2 separate regions of the Mus musculus genome follow, and region 1 is linked to region 2. A link is a contact called in ENCODE Hi-C or POLR2A ChIA-PET data. All regions are on one chromosome and are shown on one strand. The core of a region is the stretch at or near the end of the contact, and the rest is flanking DNA. Distances in the headings are between cores, read along the strand shown. Region 1 holds the start of Mrpl39 (mitochondrial ribosomal protein L39). Region 2 holds the start of Jam2 (junction adhesion molecule 2).

Region 1 (6,497 bases), core at 839-3,338, 39 kb before region 2:
TTAATTGAGAAAAATGCCTTACAGCTGGATCTCATAGAGACAGTTGAGGCTCCTTTCTCTCTGATGACGATAGCTTGTGTCGAGATGACACACAAAACCCACCAAGTACAGTATCTGCACACACACACATAAATCTGCTTAAATTAACCTAGAGTCTTGCCCCCAAACCACCTTTCTTCCACTCTCTCATGACACGGACATTTCAAATTAAATAGTATAGTTACCTCTGTAAAATTATAAATGTGAATTGATTGTAAACCAATGACCTCTAATCAGTTCCATTATCTAAGAAAATTCTAACCCTGAATACATATTTTACACATATTCACAAAAATTATCAAACTAGAGTCTGACATATCAATTAGTACATACGTTCCATAACAAAGGTCTTAGAGGTCGTGATGGGGGTGGCTCAGAAACTTCATCTCTGCATATGGTGTGTACAGAGTCCCATTAGGGCCTTAGGCTTGTCTTACTCTCCTCTATAATCCCCTACTGTCTACCACACAGCATGTGCTACGAAATACATGAAAATCAAATGAGTCATTATCACCAGTGCTTGTTTAACTGCCAGAGTGGAGACTGAGTACACATCAGAGCCTTACCTAGAACCAATGCTGTCAATTACCCTAATGGTACTATTACAGAGTCTTTTAAAAAGCTAAACAACAGCCAACCGTGCCTATCTACTATTCGGGAGATATTTCAGTTTAAATATCCTATCTATGGAAGCCCTATCCAAATCCTATCAGTACCTTTACAGCCAACGACCTCTCTAACAATAGAAACAAAACAATTAACGTCAGCATTCACTATACTTATGTTTCCATTCACACATTTAGTACCTATACTAGATAAAACCACAACATGGGACAAGTAGGAAGGAGATGAGACATATACTCGGGGGGAAAAAAAAAACTAAAAAGATAAAGGTAGAATAAATGAAAACTCAAGAAAAAAACAAACCAAAACAAACCAAAAAAACAACCCTCAAAATACTTTAATGAGACCTGCTAGATAAATGCTCCCAGAACATGCATATTACATAGTCATATTCAGACAAACTAGGGAGACAACCTGTACAGCAGAGAAATGCTACGATACCCACCGTACCCACAAAACAAAGGGGACAGTGGGTGGCAAAATGGCTGCAAATAAATTCTACAGCTTCGCCAAGTAATGACAGCATGTTCCCCTCTGCAGTGCTCTGCACAGCGCGTGTAAAATGGTCAACATTGTTCTGCTGCTTACGCATGGCACAACTGTAAGGGGTTGAGATGTTTTTATTCATCACGAAGACAGTGCCGGGATCAGTTTTCCCAACATGCTTAACTTCGATCTTCTCCGTTCGGGGGGTTAACGATAACTGCCTGCTTTTCTCTCTGTTAAACAGATCATTCCGCATTTCTGTCAGCTCCGTGGGTGACAGCTCGGCAGCTGGCGACGTCGCTATAAATCCTATTAAGAAAGCAAAGTACGTAGTTTACTCTGGACCTGTAACAAGTATTGAAAACGGTAGAATTTTGCAGAACATAAGTCAAAAATTCGACTGAGGCAAACTTGAACCACTTTATAATGTTAATAATTTAGGATCCAACAACGAAAAAACAAAAAACAAAAACGCTGGGCTCTGATTTACTCTCACATCACCACCGATTTCCTCAGTGGCGTCCTAAAACCAGACTCGATTGGGAAGGAGAGCAAAGTTGTAGTTGGAAACGGTCTGGAGGGGAGGAGAACGCTCCAGGAAGGCGGAATCCCCGTGTCCAAACGATCAATAGCTAGCATGAGAAATGCTGAACTTTTCTTCCACACCCCAAAGCAAGGGACTTGGCTAGGCAAGCGCGAGTCCTCACTCCCTGGGAGATGGGGACATGTTTGCCGAAGACTGGGGCTCCTAAAACCCCCCACAAGAGCCGCCCATGCCCGCATCCCTTCTCTTTCCCTGATTCCTGCACCCCAGATTGTCTTCCCACACCGGGAACACAAAAAACTCACTCCAGCGAGCCCCGCCGCCCGCGCCGGGCCGCCGAAGAACCAGCCTTCCCACCGCGGTAGCCATGGCTTCCCGAAGTAGCCAAGGTAGCTCGGCGTCCCGGTCCTTCTCGTCCCTCTTCCCCCGGAAACGCGGAACCCGCGGCGGAGGTTCCGTAGGACTGATCAGCTCGGGACCGGATGCTAGGAGCGCGCCGAGCCACGCGGGGGCGCATGCGCGCCTCTCCTTGGATGGCTCACCCTTGGCCGCGCTGCGAGTCTTGTCCTTGGCTCGGGGACGACCGGCTGCCCTGAGGAGTCGCAGAAGTGTCTATTGGACAGAGGAGTCACACAGGCGCCTTTGTCTCACGAGGGTTCCAGATTCCCGGCAGAAAAAAATTAGAGGAGGACTCTTTGCGTTACGTCTTTGACAGTCTGGCCAGCCACGCCGGGTACAACTCTAGAGGGTGGAAATAAAAGAGGTTTGCAAAAGTGAGTTTCAGGTCGGCTGCAGTGGGGCTGAACCCGGTTCACCGTTTAGTCGGCCACGTTCCTGGGCTCTTGGAAACACGTCGTGTTGATTTTGCAAAGAACGTCCTAGAACTCTTTTCCGAATGATCTAGGCACGACTGCACGGAGTAACCGGGAATCTGTGTCTCGTCCCTGGATGTATCCCAGAAACGCAAACCGTGCTTGGCAGCTCAGCAAATATTTGTTATGACGGTTGGTAAAAACACACTGCTACATCTAACGCCTTTGTGGTGCCAGCACGTTCCCGTTGGAGCAGCATTCTTTACTTCTGCAAAGCTGAACCAATGAACCAATATAGTTTTATAAATTTAGTCAGGAATTTTCACATGATCCCTACTTTTAACTTGTGGTGGAGCACACACTGCCACCAGGCGGAAGGGTAAGCTCGGTCACAAATGCTATGTTTTATGCCACACAAATGTGCTGTCTCCTTGGCCCAAATAATACATGTTTACAATTGCATAGGGAAAGTGTTAAGACCTTTCCTCATCTTTAAGGCAAGACATGTAAGTATAAATTTGGATTCAACCATTCAATATTGTACTGGCCTATCTCATGTAAAGTCCTCGGCCGAGAATAGTGACTGATGCCTGCAATCCCTCCTCAAGAAGGCTTAGGTAGGAGCTGGAGAAGCCTTTAGCTACTTAACACACCTTTTCCTAACAATAGAAGTTCTAAATCAACTCTGGAAAAGTGTGCGCGCGTGTGAGCGTGCATGTGTGTTTCTTCCTTAAATGTTCTATGGTTCCCCTGAAAGCTTTCAGCTTCACAGCTTTTAGAGATTGTGTCCATTTCACCCCACCCCGAAAACTATAGTTCACGGCCACATTTAAAACAATCCTCTGGACGTTAGCTTGAGAAAAATTAATCATAAGCACATCTGCACACAGCTGATTGGAGCGTCTACTATCGCAGAAAGTAATTTTGCTGGAAGGATGCCACAGGTGATACTGACCAACAAGTACTGAATATATGCTAATTATAAAACTGTTTATTAACCCACACAACTGCCTTGAATGTCTGCCAAGCAACGTTTGGAGAGTTGGAGAGACCTACCCAAGATAGACTTTTGACCAAGAGTTCCTTCAAAATATGTATAATTTTTTTCCTGCATACCTGTCTATGCTTGCCTGGTGCTAGAGAAGGTCGGAAGAGGGCATCAGATCCCTTGGAAATGAAGTTACAGATGGTTTTGCGCTGCAAGAACAACTGAGCCACTCCTCCTCCTCCTCCTCCTCCTCCTCCTCCTCCTCCTCCTCCCCCCTCCTCCTCCTCCTTCTCTCCCTCCTCCTCCTCTTAGAGACAGGAGTAAAGTCCAAGCTAGCCTTGAACTCAGGATCTGCCCACTTCTGCCTGCTGAGTGCTAAGTCTAAAGGCGTGTACCACCAACCATTAAGGAGGCTCTTGTTGCCCAAATTCATGACAGTTTCCCCCCCACCTTTTTTTTTTAATTTAGCATTCGAAGTATTAGGATTCATTCATTGCAGTACTTTCGTGTCACTAAACATTTCCAATTGTTCCCCTCCCTTCCTTGCTAAACTTGCTGAGTCCTTTCCCCAGATAATCCACTCTTTGCTAACACTGTGATTTGAATTGGTGGGTGTTAGTGGGAACACACTGAAGAACAGACTCAAAGGCACAGTACACTATGAAAAACTTTTAGTAACAACAAGAATTACAATAAGGAATTTGGACATATATACTAGTCCTTTCCCCATGGAGATATGGTGTGCGATGGTTGCAAACAGCAGCTTCCTTGGTAGTGTATGGAGCCTGTTGCCTATATGGGTTGCTCTGAAGGACCTTGGAGGCAATTTCCTGGCAGTTATTCAAGTCTCTGATCTCAATGCTGTCCCATTCTAGGCTCTGGACAGGTATGTGTGATGCCTTTGGGTAACCCTAGTGGCCATGATTCACATTGCCAGGTCGGTTGTTATGTCATTCTGCACCAAGCTGCAGAATATGGGACATCAAGCCTCATGACTGAAGCTCAAGTTCCCTGTCCATCACAAGATCCACATCCCAAAGGAATGAGGTTGCACCAAGTTGAATGCAGATGAGTTTAAGAAATGGTTGATGAGAAGCGGCTCATTCCTGATGGCCATGGTGTCAAATATACATATGGTTTCCTGAACAAGTGGGGAGCCCCGCATATATTTTCACTCTTTTGATCCAAATGCAACATACTAAACGTATGAGTCTGTGCCTGGAAAAGTTGTATGAAGTATCTTAGTGGCGTTCTGGGAGGAACAGAGCTCAGCATGAAGCTGGGGGCAGGCAGAGTTCAGCACGCTAGGATTTTAATCAGCAGAAATGCCTGTGTGTTAGTTAAGGTTTCTATTACTATAATTAAAGATGAGCAAAAGCAACTTTAGGAGGAAGATTCCATCTTACCACTCTCTGGTCACACTCCACTTCTAGAGGAAGTCAAGGCAGGAATCCAAGGCAGGAATGGAAAAGCACTTACTGAAGCAGAAGCCATGAAGGAGTGATGCTTACTGGCTTGCTTGCCCTGGATTGCTCAGTTTGTTTTCTTATATCCATTACTCAAAGGTGGCACCACTGGAAATTGGCTAAACTCTCGTACATCCATTCAATGTTTTACTGGGAGCTGCTCCTGAGAAATGGGATTGTAGCCTCAATGTATACATGGTAATGGGTTTTAGAACTTATTAGACGGCCAAGGATCAACCATAGTACTTATAATTGCAGCTCTATGAAGCACATGAAATAAGCTGAATTTTATAAATCAAGTAATTTAAGGAGCAGGTAATATGAATTTTACATGCCCCTCATAAACACACACACACTTTTTTTCTTTCTTTCTTTTTTTTTTTTTTTTTTTGCATCAAGGCTCTATTTCAATGGTTCATACTGCTGTGAAATAACAAAGAATAAAAAGCAGGTCAAAAAAAGTGTATATTTCCCTCTCTGCTGATCCAGGAAATTAAGCAGTATGGTTCCTCTACTTTCATTCTTTATCAAGTTCTTTGTGATCTGACTTCCCGGGAACCTCCCAGTGTGTGTCAGACGCCTCTGGAAATACAAAAGGCAGTTGAATGGAAAGATGTTCAAAAGCCAATGGATGTAGCCAAGTAGGAGAATACTTGCCTAGCACGCTCATGGCTCCGGGTTTGATCCTAGCACTGCAAAAAGATTTTAAAAAATAATAATAGAACAAAGATGTACAATGCAACTGACTCCTTCAATCCCTCCATTTACAGCAGCCCGTTCTTCCCTAACCCAATAAAAAATCTTGCCAGTTCTTTCTTAATATTAGAGAGGAAACCAAGGGTATAGGCCATCAAGGTATAGTATTGCTTGTTGATAATGTTTTTCTGTTTGTTTTACAAAAGGATAGAATTCATACATACATACATACATATGCATGTGTGTTGTTAAGACTTTTCTAGTCTTCAGTCTTTTTTCTACAACATAATATTTTTATTAATTATTTCATATAATGCATCTTGGTCACATGCTTTCTATTCCCCCCCCCCAGGTTCTTCCAAGTCTTGTGCCTCCCCCAAAATAACAACAACAACAACAAACCCACCAAGACCAATTTGTATTTCCCATTTACTCTTTGGAGCATGTCCAATGACCAGTCCGTTCAAGAAAACTGAGTCCTTCTTCACCATACCACCACCACCAGCTCCACCACCACCACCACCCCTGTCAGAAGCTATCAACTGTGAAGACTGTGAAGAGCTACCCAGTGGGAAATGTGGAGGTTGTCACAGAAGCCTTCGGTGTTTCTCATTCTCAGTTATGAGTCTACAGTCACAGATGCCTCTGCTAAAGAAACCTCCTTGCCAAAGCAGCCGACCGAAGCATGGATCATGGACTTCTTCAAGATCACATCACCTTCATCCTTAAACACAAACAATGCTTATTTAAACTGCTGATGAGTCAATACGTACTGAAAATTACAAATAAAATCACAAATTGGTGCAGATCATGTATCTCACCCCTCCCCCTCAGTTACTGCC
Region 2 (6,005 bases), core at 63-2,562:
GACAGACTTGGGGTTCACTGGAACTCTACAATGTGGCTATATCGAATCAATCAATCAATCAATCAATATCTCTCCCTTTCTCTTCTCAGTTTTCACGACTAATTTGACTCTTTTAATTGGATTGTCAAGGACAATTGACTTAACCTGTCTCTGAGCACAGGCCTTAAGTCTTTTTTTTTTTTTTTTTTTTTTTTTGCCTTAAGTCTTAAGTTAGATGACACCCTTACTCCCTTACTGTTTGTGAGTTTGGGCTACCAGCTCCATTTTTGCCTTTTTTTTTTTTTTTTTTTTTAACTTTGCTTTTCTTGCCCTCAGGGGTCTTCTGTCCCCTCCCCTTCCCCATGAGGGCCAAAGCTTTCATCACTGTTGCCCAGGCAACAGTGGGGATGCCTCATTCCTCACAGCTCTGCATATCTAAGTATATCTTAAGCCTTTGTCCGCAAGGCTGGCTCAATTCTTTGTAAGTGGTCCACCACTAAATCAGCCATCCTCTACACATAATTATTTATTATTTAGCTTTATTTAAAACGATTTTAAAAAATGTCTTCACCTGACAACGGCCTTTACACAGACGGGTCAATTTTCTTGAATGCCCCAGCCATCAGTTCTGGAGAGGAAATGTGAAAATCGCCTTTGCAAGTGCACGCTTCCGAAGTGCGGGTCAATTTTAAAGCACGCACTGGAGCATTCATAATGGATTTCCCTTTTAAAAGCACATGAGACCAAAAATAAACCTGACAAAAGGGCAGCTGTAGAGTTTTAACATGTGGAAAACTCCACAGGCGGCAGTTACATAACGGGGAAGAAACAAGATAAATATTTCACACCGTTAGATGAACTTCCAGATGACAACTAAGAAGCCAAGAGCCCAGAACACACCTTAACTCTCTAAGGGGTTGGGGGGACGGGGAGGACGGACTTGAAGCCAGAAGAGGCTAAGCCTGATGATAAAATCTGGGACCTGACTTGCAACTTGAGTGATGCCTTTGTCCCCCGCCCCCTCCGCCCCTCCCCACCCCCCCTTTCTAGAGGCAGGGGCTGAGCTCATGCCCCTATACTTTAAGAGCGCTTCGCCAGCGGTTTTGTCCGCTAGATAGAAATTTTCCAAAAAATATCTCCCACGCTAGGCAAAACACTGAAAAGGAAGTTTTTTTGCGCCAAGAGGAGAGACATGGCGAGACAGACCGAGCCACTACCGCTCCCAACACACACACACCCTGCCCATCCCACCCGGCTGCGCTCCTCCTGCCCCCAGCTCCTCGCCCTGGGGACAGCTGGCAGCCTAGCGCGGGACTAGACACAAAGCGGATCAGTCTGGGGGCGGGGGGCCGACCTGCAGGGTTCTCCCTCAAGAGGCTAGTCCTCTGCCGCCACTCGCTTAGGACCCTGCGGACACCGCGTCCCGCGTCCACGCCCTCCCCTCAACCCTCTTCCACCCTTCAAAAGAAGGACTGTCCCAGACACCACGTCCTAGGGCCAGAAGACCTGCCCCCACGACAGTCGCTGGAGACACCCCAGACCGGAGAGACTGACATCGGGACAGGACCCGCCCCTCTGCTTCCACCTCTCAGGGACCTCCTCTGCTCCGCCGCCGGGCGAAGTGCTGGGAGACCCAGCCGCCTGTCGCGCTCCTGCAGGGGGACCCTCAGCTAGGCAGCCAGCTGGCGCCCGCGTAGATGGCGAGGAGCCCCCAAGGCCTCCTGATGCTGCTGCTGCTACACTACTTGATCGTCGCCCTGGACTGTAAGTCTCTGGGGTAACAGTCCTTTCCACCCTCCGGTCTGGCTATACCAGCCTCCGGGACCCTCGCCTGCAGGCATGGCGCTCAGTGCTAGGGGGTCTGTCTCGGGGCGCCAGGCTTTGCAGTCTGGGAGCACGGAGGGTAATCTGGATGAGGGCAGGCTCTGGGCAGGGAGACTGAAGTCCTGTGCGTCTTGTAAATAGTGTTGGATCTGGGCAGTTAAGAATTGAAGAAAACAGACGATCCTCATCTCCTTGCAAAGTCCGAGGAAGTTTTCAAAGACACCGGGACGTGATCAGAATGCAAAACTCTCTAAGTATTCAAGATGCGAAGAGCCCAAGAAAGATGGCATCCGGGGTTGGCGAAGGCCACTCTTAAGTAGCTGCGGCTGAGGGATCAGTGGTTACGGTCCCAGCTGCCCCGGGCAAGGTGCTGGGTAAAGCACTTTAGAGGCGGTAGCGGGGTGAAATTAGCTGAGCCCCAGTAGCTTTTCGCCTTTACGCCTGCAAAACCGGCTTAGAGAAGTCTGTCCGCTCCAGCCAGCTGCCGTGTCCTCAGGGGATGTCCAGCCAGCGGGACTGGCTGTTAGGATTGTTAGAAAGGCGCAGGCGATGAATGAGCGAGCTGGCAGCTGGCATAGCTGCGGAGGCGTCCCAAAGCCAGTTTAGTTTCTCTGGGTACTTTGAAAGAGGATTTGCGCGGGTGCTGGCCTAATGTGATTTGAAATTTGATTTTTGTTTTCTTCGCGTTAACTTTTTAGGAAAAGGTAGGAAATTACTATCTATTTTTAAGTGAGGAAGTCCTTGTTGTTGTTGTTGTTGTTGTTGTTGATGATGATGATAAACACCCTCCCCCTCCCTGTTATCTTTTGTTCTGTTGGTTTCTTCACTAGGGAGGGGTAAATGTGTTATTGTTGAGGTTCAAGTTCTAGTCACAGTACTTAATAGTAGTTCAATTATTCTGCCCGACGAACGTCTTAACACTAACGCTGAGGCTTTTTCTCAGACCAAAGTGATGGGGGCTCACAAAACGATTTGCCGCTCAGAACCCGAACAGGGTGCCTGCTGACTCAGGGGGAGGTATATATCAAGCCAGGAAGTTGACATTCGCAATGAAATCTTTATGCATGCTGAAATATCAGCTGGTATCAAACGGAACACTTAGGGTTTGAGAGGTAATGTACTGAGTATGAAAATCAGCGACGAAGCTGGAATCTGGAGGTAGCGTAACTAAAAAAACAAAAAGTTAAGGTGAAAAGTTCTGTGTTCCTCTGAGCTTTTAAGTCTCACTTTAACAGGAGTCATTTAAAAATAAAATAGTTTTTCTCTGTTATTCCCATTCTGTCATCAAAATAGAAACAATAGATGCCGTTTGTCATTCCAGCGTAGTCAATCCAGAAGCCAGCGAAGGCTAATACTGAATGTGTAGAATGAGTTCTTCCATATCTAGGTTATCGGCAGGCTCCACTAACTCTGATACCTGTAAGGAAGAAGTTGGGAAGCAGCACGGGACCTTTCTCATACTGTTCCCTCAGTGCCAGAAGGTCTGGCATTTCAAGCGTGTTTTCTTCCCTTTTAACACATTTAAAACTTTCAAAAACAATTCAGCTGTAAAGAAAGGGGACATTAGCATAGATAGTTCCCATATACTCTATACCCAGTTACCACCATTACAGTCTTATTATTATATAGTGTCACATGGGATACTCTGCTTAGATCTTCCTCATTCTTATGGAATGTCCTTTTCTGTCCCGGGATACCACATTTGGATTAACGGTCTTCTTCCTTTATGCTCCTCTTGGCTGTGGCAGTATTTCAGACACCCCTTGTTTTTTATGACCTTGACAGGTGCTGGTTAATTACGCTGTTAAATTTCCTTCAACTGGTATATCTCAGATGCTTCATTTGTGGTTAAATGATGTCATAGGGTTTTTGGAGGAAGAAGGAAGAGAAAGGAAAGACATTTTCATCCTCTCCTAATCCAGGGGACATGACCTGTCACTATGCTTTTAACCTTCTTGGCCTGGTGGAGGCAGTGTGTGTCAGCTTGCTGCAAGGGCTCCCTACTGTGCTATCCTCAATTCCACACTATACTGTTTTAAAGAAATGTCGATATTTTCAGCTCACACTAACGGACAGAGGCTGGGTTGGTTGGTGATACATGACTATAATCTCAGCAGGCGGGCAGGAGGCAGACAGACCATTCAAGGCCACAAAGGATTCAAGGACAGCCTGGATTATGGTGAGAATATCTCCAAAAATTATCAAGGAATGAGGGCGACAGTCAGTCTCAGAGGTAGGAAGCAAGGGCTAGAAATGAGGACTTACATGACATAAACACACATGTATAAGCTTGCGCACATACACAGAGCACATATACACACACATAGGAATGTATTTCATTTTCTCCAGGGTCAAATTTCTTCATAGATTATTTCGGGCTTGTATGCACCGGAAATATGTCTTCTCAAACTTACTTACACACTTGTTTTAGGATCTTATTTAATCACTTATTTTAATATCAGCCTGGGCTTATTAATAAATATATAACTAATATGTATTTAGTTGATGATAGACTCGTATTTTTTATTTATTAAAGAACTAGAGCATTCCTTATGCTGAAATTGCATCCTCGTACTTTTAATATTCCTCTCAGATACAGCTACACTGCTGCTTTGTCCCAACCCAACCATGTGTACTTATAATATCTTACTTACCACATTCTTCCTACATCTGCCAGTTTCTAATGTCGCTCACAGAAAGTAGTCTAGGAAATTTTTTGTTATTTTGTGTGTGTGTGTGTGTGTGTGTTTAACATGAGTTATTGAACTATGGGCATCTACTTTTGTATTTAGTTGATGTATTGGTCCCCTATCAGCTACTGTAACAAAGTATCCAGGGTGATCATATTAGAAAGAGCAAAGGTTTGTTTTGCCTCCCACTTCCAGAGATTTCAATCTCTGCCTGGCTTTTGCTTTTGTAGCTATATTGACACAGCACGTAGGGAACATGAGGAAGACAGTTCTGGCCCCAACAAGGGACCCAAAGAGAGGAAGGAATAACATTACCTATTCCCCCCCCCCCCCCAAGAGCACACTGACAATGGTACGTGGTAGAACACCCAGGTAGCTTCACCTCTTAAAGGTGCCACCATTTCCCAATAGCACCACAGGCCTTTAACACATAGGTCTTTGGAGAATACTCATCCAAGCTATAAACAGTTTCCTTCTCCAGTGAGGCAGAACTTTTTTGATCTTTCACTGCCGTTCTTATTCCCCTGTGACTGAACAAAGCACCCAGTCTTTGTTCTAGTAGATGTGAGTGTATATCTAGTGTATATCTAGTAGATGTGAGTGTACATCTAGTGTATAACTAGTGTATATCTAGTAGATGTGAATGTATATCTAGTGTATATCAGATGACTTCTGAGTCCATGCAGCCTGCCATGACAAAATATCATAAACTAGGTAGTTTATTTTTTAAAGATTTTTTTCTTTTACAGTTATAGATGCTGAAAGTTCACAATCAAGACAGAAGCATGTCCAATGTCTGATGAAGGCCCAGTGTCTGGTTCATAGATGAATCCTCATGTCATCCTCATGTGGTAGAAAGGGCAGGGCAGCTCTGACCTATTGTATAAGGGCTCTAATGTCCTTTGCAAGGGCTCCCTTTATGACCCAATCCCTTTCAAACATTCCCATGTCCTAATGCCATCTATCATATTGATCATATTGGTAATCTGGTTTCTACCTATGACTTCAGGAGACGTTAACATTCAGACTATAGAATGGAGTGGGGATGACATTGGATACAGACATGGTGGACAGCATGAAGTGATGAGAAGAATCCTGTAAATCACTAAGCATCAACTTTAGGCTGAGTGGATGGAGCGTCACATTTCTGTAAAGTGATAGGCTGTTATTTAAAAAAAAACATGAGGAATGAGTGTTTGGTACTGAGAATGGGGCTCTCGTGAGTATTTCGATCTCTCAGAGAGCACTTCTGGCCACTTAATAGACCAGTTGCAGCTGGGTTTTCAGATGTGGATTGGATCCCTAGCCAGCTGCTTGGCCTGAGTCTGTAATCTCTCATAAAGTAATCACAGATGTGGTAGGAAAGAAAGGTCTGGGTCCTTCACGGCATCATAGACTCCAGAGGGGACCACTGACTAGAAATGTCTGCCTTCTGTGAATGTTGTCAAGGACGAACATCACAGTCAGTTAGCTGAAGGGAATTATGTGAGTTGGTGCAGTCTCGGTTATCTG

The links. Hi-C counts contacts between places; a loop is a spot of excess contacts on that map. ChIA-PET counts read pairs that join two places held with the same protein, here RNA polymerase II (POLR2A).
Region 1: a loop to region 2 is called in a map of heart, with 5 times the contacts of the local background. The contact joins the promoter of Mrpl39 here to the promoter of Jam2 in region 2. A Hi-C loop is called at or near these places in 13 of 37 maps with a recorded cell type or tissue (T-helper 1 cell, gastrocnemius, heart and 1 more). POLR2A ChIA-PET finds 5 or more read pairs at or near these places in 4 of 5 experiments (all embryonic stem cell).

The regions. Positions count from the first base shown.
Region 1 is chr16:84,733,156-84,739,652 of GRCm38, forward strand. It overlaps Mrpl39 (mitochondrial ribosomal protein L39), which reads right to left and starts at 2,089. Exons shown (of 10, transcript NM_017404.5): 1 at 1,999-2,089; 2 at 1,252-1,458. The coding sequence starts at 2,062. Gm32202 (predicted gene, 32202) reads right to left here. Exons shown (of 2, transcript NR_168512.1): 2 at 5,928-6,379. It also overlaps the pseudogene Gm26153.
Region 2 is chr16:84,772,811-84,778,815 of GRCm38, forward strand. Jam2 (junction adhesion molecule 2) reads left to right here and starts at 1,313. Exons shown (of 10, transcript NM_023844.5): 1 at 1,313-1,743. The coding sequence starts at 1,677.